2 separate regions of the Mus musculus genome follow, and region 2 is linked to region 1. A link is a loop called in an ENCODE intact Hi-C map of the cell type or tissue named here. Cell type or tissue: left cerebral cortex. All regions are shown on one strand. Links, peaks and the distances in the headings refer to the core of each region. The heading gives the core; the rest is flanking DNA.

Region 1 (9,700 bases), core at 553-8,552:
GGAAGTGAGTGTGCATGTGTTATGTGGGGGTGAGTGTGCATTGTATATGTGCATGTGTGAGTGTGGGGTGAGTGTGCATGTGTGAGTGTGCATGTGTGTATGTGCATGTGTGTGTTGGGGTGAATGTTCATGTGTATGTGTGGGGTGAGTGTGCATGTGTGTATGTGCATGTGTGTGTGAGTGTGCATGTGTATATGTGCATGTGTTTGTTGGAAGTGTGTGTGCATGTGTGTATGTGTGGGGTGAGTGTTCATGTGTGTATGTGCATGTGTGTGTTGGGGGTGAGTGTATATGTGTGCATGTGTGTAGAGACCAGAGGTTGATGCCAAGTGTCACCCTTGATCCTTCACTGTTCTATGTCCTGAGGCAGAGTCACTAGCAGAACTCAGAACTCTCAGATCCCACTAACTTAGCTAGCCATCCTGCCCCATGCTGAGATTACAGACAGGTCCCAGTGTGGTGCAGGGGATGTTTGTAAAGTCAGTATTTACACATTTGCAGAGCAAGCATTTTATCACAGAGTCATCACCCCAGCCCCTACTAAATGGATCGTTTCTGCACGACAATGTATTGTAACTTTAGTCTTTTTCAAATCCTATTTTTGTTTGTTTGTTTGTTTTTTGTTTTCAAGACAGGGTTTCTCTGTATAGCCCTGGCTGCCCTAGAACTCACCTTGTAGACAAGGCTGGCCCCGAACTCAGAAATCCGCCTGCCTCTGCCTCCCAAGTGCAGGGATTAAAGACGTGCACCACCATTGCCCAGCTCAAAATCTTATTTTTAATGATGGTTCTCAAATGCTTTAACCCACCAGGGGTAGTGAAAAAGAAAGGATAGAGAGGATATGGGGCAGGGATGGGGTGTGTGTGTGGGGGGTGCAGAGTGGATCTGTTTAGAAAGGTTATTTGGAGCAACTCCCACCTGCATTGTCTGGAAATTGGCAGTTCAGTCCACAGATTAGCAGGCAGCTTAAACCAATCACAAACACTTCCCAGATACACGAGCAATCCAGTTCCATAGAGTCAGTTTAGCAACAGTGGTGACCCGATCTAGCAGAGACAGCCAGGCCTCAACCTCAGTCTCAGCGTGAGTCATCAGGAGGGACCAGGAGGGACACCAGGAGAAGTTCTCAGCTGTGCCTCTCTCAGGAAGATGAAGATCAGCAAAGACTGGAGACCCACAAGTATTGCCCAGCTAGTTGTACCAGCAAGCCAAACTCTGTCTCTGTCACTCCTGTTTATACCCTCCAAACATCACTCGTCCTCCACGTGCCTTGCACGCACATCCGATCAGTCTGAGTCAGAGGAGTCTGGATAAATGGAGCTCAACTACGCAATGTAAGGCAGACCAAGACATGCATGTTGTTAGTAACGAATCCTTCATCACGTGTCCTGTCACATGTTTGCTTTAGCAGAGCATCTCCTTTTCTATGTCTGATTCAATGCAACACTTCTCCGCGAGTCTGCTTTAGTTTTTCATCTGTGTCCACTTCAGGAAAACATTCCTTCATGTGTTTGCCGCAGCAAAATACCATCCAACACGACTGACTCTCCAAAGAACCCTTAAGTTTCCACTCCAATGTATCTTCAAGGTTTGGTAAATTAAACAAACAAACAAACAAACAAACAAAAACCAACATTTTCTTTATCAGTTATGATTAACAGTTAATTCAACCCGTTAATTACTTTTTTCAGTGGCAACAGTAGTCAAACCTTTCTATAGTATAGGGCTGAACTGAGTCTCTCTCTCTCTCTCTCTCTCTCTCCACACACACACACACACACACACACACACACACACACATATACATGTATATATATTCTCTGTAAATCTTATGTACTTAGTCTACCCACAGCTGACACAATGCTTTGTGCTGTTTCTCAGTGGAGGGATAAGCCCTCACTGTTGAGGGCTGGGCTTTGGTTTGCTGAAGCCATCATGAAAAGCTTCCTGATGAAGCCAGATGTGGCACTGTGTGCCTGTCACCTTAGAAATCAGGAAGTGGAGGCAGGAGGATCAAGAGTTCAGTGGTAGCCTTAGCTTCACAGAGAGTTTGAGGTCAGCCTGGGCTATGTGAGACCCTGCCAAAGAGATGGGGGGAGGAGAAGTGAGGGAAGAAAAAAGGACAGGAGAAGGGGGAGGGGAAGAGAAGGGAGGAGGAGGAGGGAATGGAGGGAAGTGGAAGGGGAGGGGAAGGAGGGGGGTGGGAGAACAGAATCAGAGCAGTCATTCGGGTAAGAGGAAACTTAGCCAAATCCCTCTTTGTCTTCCCTCCCTCTTTCATAATTTGATTCCCAGATGAGTAGTCTGTGTCTATCTGCCAATTTTACAGGGGTTTCCATTTTTACTTTGATCTCTTGTGAATTGTGAACCCATGCATTTTGTTCCAGATTACTCAGTGAGTTGTGCTTGAGGCTGGATCAGACAAGTTAGACAATGGGTGTGCTAAGCTTCCTGGCCCTTGAGTCCCTAAGAGTTCTCTTGTCTCCCAGTCTCATCCTTCTGTAGGGGAACTGAGATAACACAGTGTGCCTCTGCCCCCAGCTTCTCTGTGAGTTCTTGGGATTCAAACTCAGATCTTTACACCTGGTTGGTGGGTGCTTTAATAGTGGGCCATCCCAGCCCTGAAAGGGCCCTAAAATGTTAGGGCACACATATATATGTATATGTCTAATTTTATTCTATGTTCATTGATGTTTTGCTACATGCATGTCTGCATGAGAGTGTCAGGAGCCCTGGATTTTGAGTTACAGACAGTTGTGAGCTGTCATGTGGGTGCTGGGAATTGAACCCAGGTCCTCTGGAAGAACAGCCAGTGCTCTTAACCATTGAGACATATCTCCAGCCCCCATAAATCTATCCTTAAGTTATTGTAGCTACAAATTGGACAGCAGTAAAATACAATCTACCTATTAGCCACCAGTGAAACCATAATTCGCAGAGACAGGAATAGGGGATTCTGTCAGACCAGTGCCATTGAGTGAATGTGGAGGACTAGCAGGGTTGGCTGAGCAAGTGTGTTTGTGAATAGAAACTTCTGGTTTCTTTGGAAAGTAAGTTATGTCAAATGATATTTTGCTGGGCACACAGGTGAAAGGATATTTTGTTAAAGTAGGCATGTGAAGGAATGTTTTTCTGAAGCAGACAAGGGCGTAAGGATGTTTTGCTATAGCAAACACAAGAAAAGACACATGATGTTCAGAAGGAATATAAATATGACCCCCAGACATTGGGAGCTCAAGCATTGGTTCGCTTTGCTCTGCCTTGCTGCTCTTCACTGACGACCTGCATGGATTGGTTTGCCTTACATTGCATTGCCAAGCTTTGCTTGTGGCGATTCCATAGAGAGAACCTCACCAAAGAACTTATGGTGAGGTTCCTGCGGATTTTGCAGCTTCTGCAGACTCGGACTGCTTGGTGAGCTGCAAGGTTTCTTCTGAATTGAATTGCCCTTGCTGATTCCTGTGTGGTGTCTGCCGAGCGGACTGGACGGCAGCTGCTGGTTCATGTTTGGTGTTTGCTAGTGGACTGGACTGAGAGCAACAAAGACTGGGGTCGCTCCAAAGAACTATTTCTAAACAGGTACACTTCCCCCATATCCTAATAACCTTTCTTTCCCACTACCTCTGATGGGTGGTGGACTAGTGGGGAGGTTGGACCCTTACTAAAGTAGGTTGAAAAAAATATGCCAAAATGTTTGTATATGCCTGATGATTTGAGTTTATTCCTATATTCCTCAAGGTAGCTGGAGAGGTCTGAGAACTTCCCTTTGACCTGTGCACACTCCCTGTGACCTGTGTGTACCCACATTCACACATTCTTGAACATGCAGTAAACAAATATTTAAAAAGAAAGCAGCGTGTGGGAACCAGCAGGGATGTAGGTCAGTTGATAACAAGCCTGCCTAGCCAACATAGGGTCCTGGATCCATCCCTGGCATCTTAAGTGTGGGATGATGTTGAAAGAAGCACTTTGGACTCATCCCGAGATAGGGTTCTCCCTCCCCTTACTCTGTGCATGTCCACCTGTCTATCATCCTGCAGAACAAGTACAGCTTTGTACCATGACATTCCTAACCCAGACTTCAGGATTCTTCACCATTCATATCGATTCTGTCAGTGGACCAAACATCGACCCTGCCCAGGGACTTGAACACAAGCAGAAGGTCCTGCATTCCCTGTAGAGTACGAGTTCAAGTCACTAGGTCCTCTGCCTTTGATTCTGCTCATTGCAAGGACACCCTCACCCTCCTCTCAAGTGGCCCTTCAGGCAGAGACAACTAACTACTCTCTAGGACTGTGTTTGAAATGACCTTGGAGCCTTCTTCAGATCCGTTTCCTCCGCGATACTGCTGGGAGCCTGCAGGGGGCGCTCCTGTCCAGGGCTGGCATCCTCTCAGGCTCGCCTTTCTCGGTGGGGCTGGGCTTTCTTATGCCTGCAGTCTCTCTTTAACAATGGAGCTTGCGTTTGTTTAAAATTGTGACTGGTGGCACAGCTGGGAGCCCAGAAGTACTCTGTGTCGCTTTGTTATTTTAGGTTTCATAAGCAGCTAGAAAGTGAAATTCAAAATGACATCTTCAAGCGGAAATCAAGTCCTTCTCCTCCCGAGCTATGTATATTGGGATGCCCTTCTAGCAACCAGCCATGGTGCCACGCCAGCAGCCAGAATGCCAGTTAAGATCCATGCCTACTTTTTAGTAGTAGGGACTTGAGAACAAGAAGCTCTGCGTGGCACAGGGTGAATTCTTCGGAGGACCAGTCTGAGACAAACTGAAATTTGATCTCGCCTGAAATTTCTTCCAGTTGACAGAGCTTCTTTTTCATTCAATAAAATGAAACACAAAATAAAGCAAAGACAGAGGTTCAGGCATAGCCGTTGAATTACCCCTAGTTAATATGTCACCACAGCTTAGAGTAACTTGAATGTCTGAATCAGTCTTATCAGATGGTGGCAGAATTCCTGGAGAATTGGTATTTCATTGTGGAGGAACCAAGGAATTGCCGGCCCTGCCAACAGAAGACAAACTAAGACTGGGCTGTCTGACTTAGCAAATACAAATATGTACACTCAGTTAACTGTGAATTTCAGACACCGAACTCAAACATTTCATTTCATTTTACTTGCTTGAGACAGGGTCTCACTGAAATTCCCTATGTAGACCAGGCTAGCCTGGAATGTGCAGAGATCCACCTGCCCCTGTCTTCCAAGCCCTGGGATGAAAAGTGTGCACCACTATTCCTAATCTTCCTTAATTTTTAAATTCTCAGTAAACACTAAGAGCAAATCTGGTCTCCTGTTGAAATTCAAATGTGCAGGGTGTGATGCCTGGAATGTTCTGGAATCAGGCAGAACTTTCTGAGTTTGAGGCCAGCCTAGTTTGCACAGTGAGTTCCAGTCAGCCAGAATAGCCAGTGAGACTCTGTCTTAGCCCAGGGGGTGGGGCTGGGGGAGAGAAAGAAGTTAAGATATAAATAAAAGTCCTATATTTCATTTGGTATACAAAGTGGAAGAGAAAAGTTTTTTTTGTTTGTTTTTTGTTTTTTTTTTTTTAAATTTAGCCCAGTGGGTTCTCAACCTGTGGGTCATGACCCATTTTGGGGGAACAAACAGCCCTTTCAAGGGTTCACAGATCAGCTGTCCTGCAAATCAGATATCTTGCATGTCAGATGTTTACATCACAACTCATGACTTTAGCAGGATTACAGTCATGAAGTAGCAAGAAAAATGATGTTATGGTTGGGATTGCCACAACGTGTGGCACTGTATTAAAGGGTCACAGCATTAGGAAGGGTGAGAGCCACTGCCTAAGAGCTTCAGCATCATTTGGCAGACATAGCCACCGTGAAGGGTTTGGGGTGTGTTATCCCATCCACCATCCGTGAACATACATAAGTATTTGTGTATTCTAAACCTGGTTTCCCTATTGGCTAGCTAACTGACTTTGGGAGAGTAACCTAACTTCTCTGGATTTTAAGTTTTCTTTCTTTCATGGTTATTTATTTTTATTTTGTATGTATGAGTGTTCGCTTCATGTGTGCATATGTGCTCTGTGTGTGCCTAGTGTCCTAACAAGTCCTCGGAGCCCAGAAGAAGGCAGCAGGTCCCCTGGAACTAGAGGTGGTCACAACCTGTGACCTGTCATGTAGGAGCTGGGAACCTATCCCAGGTCTTCTGTGAGAGCTCATAACTGCTGCTGAGCCCTCTCTCCAGTCTCCATTTGTAATGTTAATTGTCAAACTCACGACAAGCCTAATTTGTAAATTACACATTATTATCAGTCTGAGTAGACAGAAAAAAGTGTAATAACACGTGGTACTATCTAGGACATCAGGCATCCCTCAGGGTCTCCTGCAGACAAGGTGGGAGTAATACAATACAATTCACCTTCACTGTTGTGGGCAAGGCACTTGAAACCCATCTCTTGCCTGACAGACAAAATGTCTGAGCAACCTTGAGCTGTGACACCCGCCTTCACTGCTTCTGGACTTGGAAAGGGTCCGGTAGCCATCAGCGTGCCTGGTTCTCGGGTCTTCAGCATGTATCTGAAGATCTTTCAGCTTCCAAAACTGCACAAGTCAAGGCCCTGGTGATAATTCTACACTCTAGCCTACCCACCCACCCAGGGTTAGCAAGATGGCTCAGCTGGTAAGGGTGCTTGTTCAATTCCCGAGACCAAAATCTGCACGCATGAGAACACACACGCACACATACAAGGGGGTAACTAGATCATATTCTTCCTTTTTTGTTACAGGATATTTGAATCTGTTTCTAGTTGTGGTGTGGCTCAGCCTTAGCACACACCTTTAATCCCAAACAATGACGGTGAAGTTAGTTTGTAGAAGGAAGCACCCATGTTTGAAAGTGATGTGTGGTTGAGGATTGAGAGGCAGAGTGATGAATCAGAGAAAGAGATGACAGAATAGGATCTGCCCAACTCTCATGAGAAAGAGAGAGAGAGAGAGAGAGAGAGAGAGAGAGAGAGAGAGAGAGAGAGAGAGAGAGAAAAGGATAGCTACTTAAGGGAGAGACAAACAACACAGGAAGAACTCAGTAGAGTTCCTGGAGAACAGTGCAGTAGAGTTCAGAGGGAGAGTGGAGCAGCTCAGAGAGGGAGGAGGAGGCAGTTTTACTGGGAGAGTTTTACAGAGACAGATTGAAGAGAACAAGCTAGACACGGGTAAAGACAGAAGGAGCCCGAGAATGAGAAGGAGTCAGAAGATTAGAAAAGATTGCTAGAGATAGTTTGAGGCCAAGTGGAACAATTCTGTAGAGGCTGAGAAAGAGAAGCCAGCCTGGAGAGGAGTTTGAGCTGGAACAACCGAGTTGAACCCATCAACTAGAGATCAGAACCAGAAAGGGTGAGCTTATTCAACAGTAAGTCTCAGAGGCTGAAAACATTGTGGGCCTAGATTAGATTGTACGGAGCCTGGAAGCTTCTAGGACTAGGCCTAGGTTAGCAGACGGAGGCAGTAAGCCTCCGAGGTGACAATCACTACAAGAGAGTAAGAGATACTTTTACACTTTTCTCTGGGGAATCTGAACCAGTGTTTTTGCTTCATTTCTTCTAGTTTTTTTTCCCCTGTCCATCCTGCATTATATGAGTCCTTCATGCTCTTATTGGCTCCCTGTTGGCAATTCTGATGTTCATATCTCACGTTAAAAGTTTTCGTCTGATGCCTAGCAGGCATTGGTAGAAGCTTGACATCGTGGGGAGGTTTAACAGCATCCTCTGACTGAATAGTTTCATTGATGTCTACGTTTTTTTTTTTTTTTTTTTTTTTTTTTACAGATCTTGCCTGAGTTTATTTGTAAGAACAGCATAGGACACTGGTCATCTGCAAATAGTGTGTGGGGAAGTGTGTCACAGCAGTCCGTCTGTCTTCACACTGGTAGGAGCCTTTTCTATGGGGCCTTCACAGGGGCCTGGGTACCTTTGGGGGCCTGAGCACCTTTGGAAGCCTGGGCTGGAGCTGAAGCCTGGGCCTTAGCTGGAGCTTTGGCCCCTGCCTTGGTTTGGACATTAGGCTTCGGTTGGCAGAGCCTCTGACCCTTGGCCATGCAGCTTCGAATCCGCTTCCCAAGCTTAGGGTGAGCGATGAAAGACAGCCGCTTGAGTTTGGGTCCTTTTGGCATCTTGGGCTTGATGGCCTCTACACGCGCACTCGCTGCCTTTGCATTGTTGGCCTGCATCTTCTTCAGGCCTTTCTTGTTGTGCTTCTTGGCAGGGCGCATGTTCCTCAGGAACTTGGGGTCAACCCCCTTAAGAGATTCGTAGCTTTGCGACGGGGGTTTCTTGATGCCATTTCTGTGCCATTTGCAGGACTGGTTGTGTGTGGTGTGGTTCTTGGACTTGGCCATGTGGTAACCCACGGCTCCCGCAGCGCCTGAGACCGGAAGCGAAAGAGAAAGGCCCACAGTGCAGCATGGGAAATAGGACCGACGCCACTGGAAGGTCTAACGTAAAAGCTTCCCTCACTGCTGGCGGAGAAAAAAGGTTCCGCCTACATTCTTTTTAAAGAAGTTTGTTCATTCTTTGGAAATCTAATAAGCAAATGATGCTTTTATTTCCTCAGAGGATGGGATGAGACAAAAGCCGTCCCCAAGCTGTGCAGATACAAATCTTGGGCTGAGCCCAGAGCATTCTATCTAACTATCCCTAGGCCTGGAAGCTGCTAGCCTCCAAAAATCTAATCCCCTGCAAGCCTGGACCTTGAAGGTTTCAGCTTCCAGCCTCTGTCTGCTAACCTAGGCTGAGAATGTTTCAGCCTCTGAGACTTACTGCTGAACAAACTCACTCTCTCTAGTTCTTTCTGAACTCTGGGTGGCTGGTTTGACTCAGCTGTTCTGGCTCAAGCTGTTCTCCAAGCTGACTGGTTTGAATTGGCTTCTCTCGGCTTCTGACTGAATTGCTCTGCTTGGAAGGACTGCCTCTGAACGCCATGAACTGAACCGCACCGACAGCCCCGGCTGAACAGAACTGAATGGAACCGCATGAACTTAACCAAGCTCAGCTGCATTCAACTCCGCCTCTCTCCCTGCACTGCTCTTAGGTACCCCCTCCTTCCTGTCTGTTCTTGTGAGAATTGAGTGTGTCCTGGTCTCTGACTTATTCTGTCAAATCTTTTTCTGATTTGTCACTTTGTCTACCCCTCAATTAGACATCACTGTTTCAGACTGAAGGTGTGTTCTAAAGGTGTATCTGTATTCCAGGCAGAGGAATTAAAGGTGTGTGTTTAGGGCATGTCTGTTTTCCAGCTGGATCGCACAGACCTAGGTCTTTAAATATGATCCCTTGCCAGAGTAGTCATGTTGCTGGATTTAAATTCCTCTACACTAATACAATATATTTTGACCAGATTCTACTGGCTTCTCCATCTTAAAGGTCATCTCCCTTTAAAGGGAGCATCTCAGTGGTGGAGGAGGCCTGAGGCTCTGCCTTTCCAGCGCTCACCTCAGCCTGCTGTTCCCTTAGCAGCCTGGTCCTACAGTATGACCCATGCCCACTCAACCTCTACCCTACCCTTTGAAGGGACAAACTGGAGCTCTTTAGTTGGGGTGAAGGTGAGGTGTGTGTGGGAGGGACAGTGATGATTTCCAAGACTTTAATTGCTTGCTGGTTCTATTTTGTGCTTAGGACTGAACTCGGGGCTCTCCAGATACCATCACACCTAGCCTTCTGCCCGATTCATAACCAGTATTTCC
Region 2 (9,700 bases), core at 517-8,516, 250 kb after region 1:
CCTGAAAAGAGAGAGGAAAATGTGTTAAAATCTCTCATTAGGTTCCTCAATCGCTCCTCACAATGCCGACATTTTTACTTTATTTTAAAGCACCACTCTCTTTGGTCAGTGTCTATCTTGCTGGGTAGATTAGTACAATTCTGTCATCCAAACACTGGGAAGCTGAAGCAGGAGGATTCTGAGTTCAAGGCCTGCTGAGATACTGATTTGAGATTCTGACTCTTAAAAGCCATTAGGAAAAAAGAAAAAAAAAAGATTTACTGACATAGCTTATTGGTGGGTTGCGGTCACTGTGCCCTGTGAACATGGTCGTGACTTTTCTGTTCTGCACTCTGAAATGGTCTCCCCCTTTGTTCCACTCTCAATCTTAATATTTTAATTAAATAAATTTAATTAAAATCTATGTATTCTGGGCCTGTTTTCAGTGGTTACTCTGAATATTTTAACAGTTATATTAAAGTCTAAAATTAAATGTTTCTCTCCTCCCAAACACGACAGAATCACAGACTGACTTAATAGTCCTTGTTACCTCTCCCAGCTCACATACTATAGTTTTCTTGTGTTTTTCCTTGATTCTATGTTTTCCCTAAAATCAGACACTCTTTTATAGTCTTGATACAGATTTTTCTCTCTCATGTCTGTTCATTTTTCTTTTCTCAGACTTGGGGATTATTCTTTTCTCAAATCTGGAATCATTTCTCAGCTCCCTGATTTGTGAAGTTTGTAGGTGACAACTCTTTGGGATTTTGTGTATGTCTGTTTAAAGGTTTTAACTTTTTTTTTTTTTGTTGGTTTGTATTATCAATTACTTTTCTTGTGGTCATAACAAAATATCTGACAAAAGCAGGTTCGGGGTTTCGTTTTGGCTCACAGTTTGAAAAGCCCATCATGGCAGAAGTCAGGGTCCATGAGACTGAAGCAAATGGTCACAGTGACCCAAAGTCAGAAAGCAGAGGATTGAGTGCTGATGGCCAGGACTCCAGCCCAGGGGCTGATACCACCCATGCTTATACATTTAAACTGGATTTTCCCACCTCAATTAGCCTAATCTACATAATCCCTCACAGACAGCCCAGGGGGTTGTTTCCATGGTCATTCTAAACCCTATCAGTTTAACAGTCAAGGTTGGGGACCAGGGTGTGGGAAGTGCTTTATCTTGTTTTGTTTTGAAAGGTGCACCCAGACCTCTGGCACTGACTGTTCTTGTTTTAGACAGGGTCTCACTGTGTAGTGTTGGCTAGCCTTAAACTCAGAGATACCCATTAACTCGAGGTAATGGCCTGTGTGCCTTAATTGTCTCAATTAGAAATGTTGAGTAGAGTCTATAGCCATCACACCGGAATGCACCTGATCTTGTCTCATCTCAGAAGCTAAGCAGGGGCAGGCCTGGTTAGTCTTCGGATGAGAGACGTGACGAGCAGAACGTCTGCTGTTCTATCCCGCCAGAAAGTCCCCCACGTACCATAAGAGTATTTTTGAGCAGAAACTTCTAACTTTTCACAGAAGAATGAACCAAGGCCCAGAGAAGCCACTATGACACCCTAGTCTGAGAGGACTAGAGAGGATTATGTCCCACTCCAGTCTCTTTTACCCCACCTTCCCTGTCCCCAAGACCACCAGTGACCAATTCGGACAATGATATTCACAAAGAATATCCGTTGGTGTCTGGGTGCTTTAAGTAGCAGGATGGTGGCTTTGTGAGAGTTGTTCGAGCTTATTGTTTTATCTCTCATGAGACAGGAAGTGGGCTCTGCGTATTCGGTGGCCCGATTCTTCAGTGGTCACCAGCAAACCTTCCTGCTTTGTTCCCAGAGTCAGGTGCCCAGTGCATCTCTGTTAGACCCTGACTTGCTCTTCCTCACTTTTGCCCTTTTCCTGTGTAGCTTCTAACACAGCTACCCCGTCCTTTCTGCTGTGGCTCTTTCTGTTTCCCTCTGGTTAGCCCTTTGTGGAGGACAGCTGTGGAGCACCTGGGTTGGGTGGAGGACAGCTGTGGAGCACTTAGGTCAGGTGGGGGGATGACTATGGAGCACCCAGGTTGGGTGGAGGACAGCTGTGGAGCATCTGGGTTGGTTGGAGGACAGCTGTGGAGCACCTAGGTTGGGTGGAGGACAGCTGTGAAGCACCTGGGTTGGGTGGAGGACAACTGTGGAGCACCTGGGTTGGGTGGAGGACAATTGTAGAGCACCTGGGTTGGGTGGAGGACAGCTGTAGAGCATCTGGGTTGGATGTGAGATGCCTGTGGGGCAGGAGAAAAAGTTAAGTGTGACCCAGCTACAGCATTTCTTGTCCCCTCAGGACAGCAGACAGAGCTGTTCCGGGACTGGGGTGAATTGTGGAGAGCTTGTAACCCAGGTCCTGGATGTCATTGTAAGCACTTGACAAAGCTGTCTGACCAAAAGCAATTTAGGGGATAAGAAGGTTTATTTCAGCTTACAGGTTACAGTCCACCATTAAGGAAAATCAAGGCAAGAACTCAAGCAAGAGCTTGAAGCTAGAACACTGTGTGCTGGCTCACTCATACACCATGCGTAGCTAGATGCTTTCTTACACAACCCTGGACCAACAGCCCAGGGAATGGTGGCACCCACCGTGGGTTGGACCCTCCAACATCAACTGATGATCCAGATAATTCCCCACAGACAGGATTCCAGGCCAATCTGATGTAGGCAGTTCTTGGCTAGAGGCTTTCTCCTCAGCTGACTCTAGGCTGTGTAGGGTTGGCAGTGAGAGCTAAGGAGAGCAGTTCTCAACCGGATGCTGTGAGACCAGAACCCTTTGTAGCCAGCGCTTTTGTTCAGTGGTGCTTTGAAGTGGACAGAGCTGGTTTATGGAACACAAGTGGAGGTGGGAATCTGGTGTGAAGGAATCCCAGCCTCGATACTGATTACAGTGTCTGAACTGGAGCATGATAGATAGATAGATAGATAGATAGATAGATAGATAGATAGATAGATAGATAGATAGAGGAAGGAACAAACAAACTAAAATGGGTACAACTATACTCTTGTGGACCCAGCCATTTGGTGGCAGAAGCAGGAAGATCATTTCAGATTAGAAATTCAGGGCCTGTCTGTGGAACCCATTTCAAACCCAAATAGCTGGACATGGTCGTTCACACATATTATCCTAACACTCGGAAAGCTGATGCAGAAAGATCACTATGAGTTTGAGGGCAGCCTGGGCTACAGATAGTATTTCAGGCCAGGCCGGTCTACAGAGTGACATCTTTTCTCAATCAATCAATAAATAAATATCAAACGATCAGAGGCAAGACACAGCTCATGGCTAGCCATTGCTTGCAGCAGGTATCAGCCTTGGGTTCTTGAAAAGAGCCTGAAATATCCCATCCTCCATACACACTCCTGTGTCCTGTTCTGTGATGTGCCACGAGAGGTGCTGGAGCCTCTCGCTGTGGTCTGTTCCCTTATGGAGCCTTATGAAGGGCGGTCTGGCTGCCCATAACCATGGTCCTCTGGCCAGGGAAGAAGGATCTTCAACATCCATTCACCTCCATTCTGTGTGTGCACCAATTACGCATGGGGTGATGGGCGTGCCATAGCAGGAGCGCAGGGTCAGAGGTCAGCTCTTTGGACTCCCTTCCACTGTTACATGGTCTCCAGGGAATCAAGCTGAAGTTGCCGGATTTATGTGGCAGACACCTTTACCCACCAAGCCATCTTCCCGCCCCCGCCTTCAGCTGTCTTCGCCTCTGCTTGGTGGTTTTCTGCACTACCAGGTTTATCTCAGGCCACTTCCTGATTTGATATCGATCAGGTACCCACTTTTGCCTCAGGGACTGCTACTTTTAGTGACTCTGGGCTCTGTGTGGTGAACGTGTAGCATCAAAAAGGCATAGCCAAAGAGTTGCCTAAAGAACCAAATATCTTCACTTAGAAAGGAAGCTGAGGGAGAGAGTGCTGTGCCTGTGAGGGGTCAGGGAAGGCTTCCTGGAGGAGGAAGACTTGCATTGAGTCAGTGGCTCCAGTAGGTGAGATGGCAGCAGAGGGAGTTTGGGTTCTACAACGTTTGGCTGTAGAAATGGTGGGGTCTAGTCTTAGAGACCAGTAACTGTTCTCATAGGCAGTAAGTGCCAGCTAGTGGCTTCCAGGCCCACAGATGGCCTCCATGGCCCCTCCCGAAGGTTCCGCCAGCTGTTAGCATATCCAAAGTCCTATGAAGTCCTACTGTGTGCCCCCAGGCTCCTGAGTCGTCTAGCCATCCACAAACATCATCAACTTGTGTGCTTCTGCCTTAAGTTTTCCCAGAACCTGGGTCACCAAGCTCAGGAATTGGCATCTTTCTCTAAAACTGTAAGGACCAAACTCTATTCAAACTACCTCGTGTTGCTTGGTTGTTTGGGGAGGGAGGGGGTTGCTAGGCAACCTGGGTAAGGGGGTGGATGGGATTAGGGAAAGGTTTTTCTCTTCCCATACAGTTAGGAGAAGGTGTCCTGATGTTCTCAATCAAATGAGTGGCTAGGCCCATACGCCTGGGGCTAGAGGCCCAACCCCACCAGTAAACCTCAGAGTCTATTAACAGCCTCTCTGCTGGGTGAGTCACCCTTCCTGCCCCTCCTTACCTCTACTTACTCAGGGCTCTGAGGCCAGACTGATCCTTCCATCCAGCTGGCTTGGCCCAGGGCGAGCTCAATGAGATTAACTATTTAACTATTTCCCACTGGTGAATTCCCCGAGGCAGCTGAGCCCTGGTTGAAGCAAGGGCTTGTCCTGGATACACCCATGGAGATAATTCCAGAACCAGGAAGCAGGGTGCAGCGCATCCAGGACTGTCTGAGGAGCCTGGGGTGCCAGAGGCACTGGGTATAAAGCCAGGAGGTGTCCCGGGCTGAGGGCCCCTGTGCTGTCAGGGTTACATAATAGCTGACAGAAACATGCTCTCAAGTGAGTCTTTAAGTGCTCCTCTGGAGACTGGCCATCAGCACAGCATGATGACAGAGTGAATGTCTTGCTCCTAAAACTACCTTAAGTCCCTGACCTGCACTGGTCGTAACACGTGCGCCATTCTGATATGTTCTGATTTCTGTGTTTACTTGTTTGCGTGTGGACATTTGAGGCAGGGTCTCTCAAACTCTGTAGCCGAAACTGGCCTTGAGCCCAAGATGCTCCTCCCCTGTCAGCCACCATGGTCAGCTATGTATTTTTTACATGTGTGTGCATGTGTGCATGCCTGTGTGCATTTGTGTGTGCGCGCACGTGTGCTTGTGCATGTGGAAGCCAACGGACAATCTCAAGTGTCTTCCTTGTCTTTTATGACAACCGCCCCTTGGCCTGGAACTCCCAGATTAGGCCAGTGAACTCCAGGAATCCTCCCTGTCTCCACTGCCCAGCGTTGGGTACAGTGTCCAAGGAGGCCAGAAGAGACGGGGTTAGGACCCTGGACTGGAGTTACAGGTCATTTGAACCATCATGTGCGTGCTGGAAACCAAACCCAGGTTGTCTGGAAGAGCAGCCAAGTGCTTTTAACTGCTGAGCCTTCTCCTCAGCCTTCCTCCCCACAATGGGCTGCTCTTTGGGGACCCTCTAAGATACCAGTGTGGAGGAGGATCTACTGTTTCAAGCCCTGGTCCAGGATTTTTGGGGTGTCCCGGGGAGCACCTAGAGAAACTCCTCACACTGAGTTCCCTCTTGAAGCTCAGGGTCCTGTGTTCTGCAGAAGCAGAGCCTGGGGTATAGGACAGGAAGTCACTTGCCCAACAGGGTCCCAGAGCTGGCCCTTCTCTGTTTGGTCCAGCTTATCTTTTTGTGAGGTTTGCATTTCCTGAATCTTCGGCAGCTGGATGGGGGTGGGGAGTAGGGTAGGGGAAGTGGGCTTAAAGGAGCCCTATCTGAGACTGTTTAAATTTCCGGTGACGAGGAGATATTAAATATTATTTACAGTAGTCTGTGAGCCTGGAATCCAGCAGACACAGGGGGGAGACTCGGTTGGAATCCAGAAGACCAAGAGGAGAGGAAGGGATGGCCACGTGAGGGCTAGTCAGAGGCAGCAAGACACAGTGATGACACAGAAATAAATGGGAGTTTGTGTTCTCCCGCCTCCACGGGACTCCATGGAGATTCACGTGCTTGGACCTCTGGACTTCTGCCTCCCTGGGGCTCCCGTCACTCAACTTGGAATGAGTTTGCATCCATAGAAATTGTGGTTGTCCGTGTCCCTTGTGTTGTTTTTAGAGAGCTCATTCTGACGTCTCAGAGGCTGCTATGAGGTCTGAAGGCATTCCCTGGTAGCGGGGAAAGTCCGTCAGAGCAGATGAATGGGAGCTGAGGCCACTTCCGGCCCTCATCTCCGGGATAGTCCGGCTAGACGGCATGTGCCTAGTTCCTCAGAGTGACCATCATTCAGTGGGAGGAAAAGTTGTAACCCAAAATAATGCAATGGTGACCGTGCTGCCAGTTTCCTGAGAGTGTGGCCTTCTGGACACAGGAAATGACAGGCAGGGAACATGGGTAGGCTGGGATCACTCCCGGTGCCTGGCTGCATGCTCTTCGGCTTCTCATTAATAGATATTATTATATTTTTTGTTGTTTTAAATTTTAAAAATAATTTTACATGTATGAGTGTTTTTGTCTGCCTGTATGTTTATGCGTAATATGTATACAGTGACTGTGGAGGCCAGAAGAGGGAATATGATCTCTTGGAACTATAGTTGGTTGTAAGCTGAATTGGACCCTGGGCCTCTGGAAGAGCCTCTAGTATGCCCCTAACACTGATTGATATATCTATCTATCTATATCTATATCTATATAGATATATAGATATATAGATGTGCATATATATATATATATACATTAGTACAGAGAGGCTTTGAATATGAAATCCTCCTGCCTTAGCATCCTACAGACATTGCTGTGTGTCATCTGGCAATGACACCATGATTTTCTTTTCCTGGACCCCAGAGAACAGAGTCGCATCTTGAAGAGTCTCAGGTTTGGAGTTGGAGCTTTTGTAGTCAGGCAGTCTTGGAGTCCAGGGTCCTGGGGAAGGGAAAGGAGCCAGCTGTGCTTCACAGGAGGCACATGTAACTTCAAGAATGTAGGGAAATGGGGAAGAGGGACCCTTTAGTTACATCATATGGATGTGTCACCAGTAGCCCCCTGGAAGCCTGGAGTCTGGTGGCCTGAGGCCTGTACACAGTTAGGAGAATGTTACAGCTGCAGATGGGCGTGGCCTAAACAGCATCTGGCCTGGGTTCTGACACACCTTTGTTACCACTAATACCTGGTTAGAGAGTCTGGCCTGGCCCGTAGCCACATTCTGCTCCACCTACACACTTGCATACACATGCACACGTGTGTCAGCAGGAACCCCAGGCAGCTGCCTATGAAACCAGGCGGTGGTGTGAGCTTTAGACTCTTTGGTGACTGCTCTGCCTGAGCCTTCTTCCCTTGAGGTTTTGGATCTGTAACTGTGGAAGCACCCTTTTCCTGGGGGCAGGGTAAGCAGGGTCATTAGTTCTTCCTGGAAGAGGATTGCAGCCTGCCGAGGCTTCTCTCTTTCCTCTTGAATCCACTTCACTCTCCTAACTGACAAAGGGAAGGCCGAAGGTTACCCAGGAAACAAATCACCAAACCCAACTAGTCACGGCTGAGTCACTGGGCCAGGTCTGAACTGCATCCATGCTAGAACTAAACATCAGAAAGCTCACCCCATCCAACGCTGTACCCATCCGCAGTGGAGTGTGGCCCTTAGTTGCATTGGAAAGGGTAGCCATTCCTGTCCCTCTCTGCAGACACCAGGATTGAGAGCAGTGGCTCAGCAGCTAAGAGCCCTGCCTGCTTGTGCAAGGACCCAGGTTAAAGTTTTCATCACCCACAAGGTGACTCACAACCAACCTGAAATTGCAGTTTCGGGAGATCTGATGCCCTCTTCTGGCCTCCAGAGGCTCTAGGCCCGTGTGCAGTGCAAGCAAACACGCGTGAGCATAAAATAGAAATAATTGTTTTATGAGGGGAGGAAAAAAAAAACATCAAGAAGGGGGTTCTGAGGCTGAGGAGACGCTCAGTCAGTAAAGTGTTTGTCATGCGAGGATGTGAGTTCAAGACCCAACCCTCAAGTAAAAGGCCAGACATGGTGGCTTATATCCCAGTGCTGGGAAAGTAGAGATGAAGGGTTCCCTGGGGATATCCTGGGCAAATCAGGTAGCTCAGGTCTCAAAGAACAAAGTAGATGGAGCCTAAGGGAAAACAGCCCCCGACCTACCCACGCACAGCAAAACACATGCCCCCGAGCCAAGCGGTGTGGACCTGTGGATCTTCCTCACCTGGCTGGTACAAAGTTGGGATTCAAACCCTGACCTTCTGACTCCAGATGCTGACCTTGTGAGGAAGGCTCTCTGCCTATGGTGAGATGTTCGAGATGAAGGACTTTTAGCCTTTTAAGCATCATTCATTCATTCATTCATTCATTCATTCATTATTAGTGGAAAGTACACCATGTTCCCTCTTATTTTACATATGTGAGTTTATGCGCATGCAGTGCCTGCGGGAGACCAGAAGAGGGAGTCAGAGCCCCTGAAGTGTATCTCGTGGCAAGGGGCCAGATCTGAGGATGCAGTATCAGACTCCATCCTTTACCAACTCAGGAAGCTTAAAATAACACCATATTCTTTCTCCCACTTCCAAATTTACATCGACATGCTGGAGAGCTGGATCCCGAGACATCTCTGTACTTCAGTGTAAATTAGCTCCCCGTTGGCCCTTCGGAGGTCAAAGTTGAGAACTCCAAGGATCCAGCAATAGGGAAGTAGTCTCAGATTGGTCAGATCGGCAGTGTGGAGCAGTGCTCCACGCTGAGTATTTGTGGAAGCCCCATCCTTTGGCAACAGAGCTTTGGGTGAGGCTGGCTGGCTGTTTGACATCCACGGAGTGACCTTAAGAAGATCTTGCCCTGGGCTAGGGTCATCACTCAGTTCTGGGCACTTAACCAGCACTGCTTAAAACCAGATGTGATGGTGCACACTTGGCATCCCGGCACTTGATAGAGTTAATAGCACCATGGAGAGCAGCACGGTTGAGGGCTTTAAGGAGCACTCAGACCCCCTTGTCAGAGTGGATGCAGGATCAAGGTCATCCTTGGCTAGGTGGTGAGTTGGAGGCCAGCTTGGGTTGCAGGAGGTCCTGTGTCCAACCACAAAGATCAAGGAAAACTGGAAGGTCATTCCTGAGTGTTAATGTCTCCTCTCTGAGATAGAGTAGTTCTGACTGGCAGGATCTAGTAGCAACAAGTAACATAAAGTAGGGCTGTGCTTTGTGCGGCAGTGGCACTTTCTGGAATGTTACTGTCAGCCATGGAACGTGCATGCCTCGCACAGAAGTCCTCACTGTCTCTCTTAGAGACCCCGCATAGAGTCAGAGGCTATGGAGCTGTCACCCAGGAAGGCTTGTCTTCCCCAAGTTCCACTTGTATCAGATAAACCTGGTGGTCATTGCTTAGACCACCCCAGTTGTCACTCCAGGTCCCCCACCTTAAGCGCTATCCCGTGGGACCACAGGAGAAACAGCTATGAGCTTTTTTTATTGTATGGTTCAAATATTTTAATGGGGAAAAAAAAAAGGGCAGAGAAGGAAAATTAATTTTGTTTAACCACTTGCTCTTTTTTCTTCCTCTCCCTACTTTATATGTAGGATTACCAATTGTGTGTGTGTGTGTGTGTGTGTGTGTGTGTGTGTGTGTGTGTGTG

Evidence for each region. Peaks named below come from ENCODE experiments on the same cell type or tissue, not always from the same donor. Only the 100,000 strongest peaks of a DNase experiment are listed, where the experiment ranks them.
Region 2: it touches region 1 in a loop (4-fold over the local background); 1 of 42 quality-filtered maps calls a loop at or near these places.

What each region holds. Positions count from the first base shown.
Region 1 is chr17:47,034,684-47,044,383 of GRCm38, forward strand. It overlaps the pseudogene Gm4945. Among named protein-coding and RNA genes, the nearest start is that of Ubr2, 29 kb to the left of the region's middle. In left cerebral cortex, for the core only: a CTCF peak has its summit at 4,363 (motif pointing right); DNase peaks (open chromatin) are centred at 4,402 and 4,936; H3K4me3 peaks cover 469 bases; H3K27ac peaks cover 1,032 bases.
Region 2 is chr17:47,289,633-47,299,332 of GRCm38, forward strand. All of the region lies in intron 2 of Trerf1 (transcriptional regulating factor 1), which reads left to right. Among named protein-coding and RNA genes, the nearest start is that of Trerf1, 64 kb to the left of the region's middle. In left cerebral cortex, for the core only: a CTCF peak has its summit at 8,513 (motif pointing right); DNase peaks (open chromatin) are centred at 4,482, 4,871, 6,016 and 7,288; H3K27ac peaks cover 492 bases.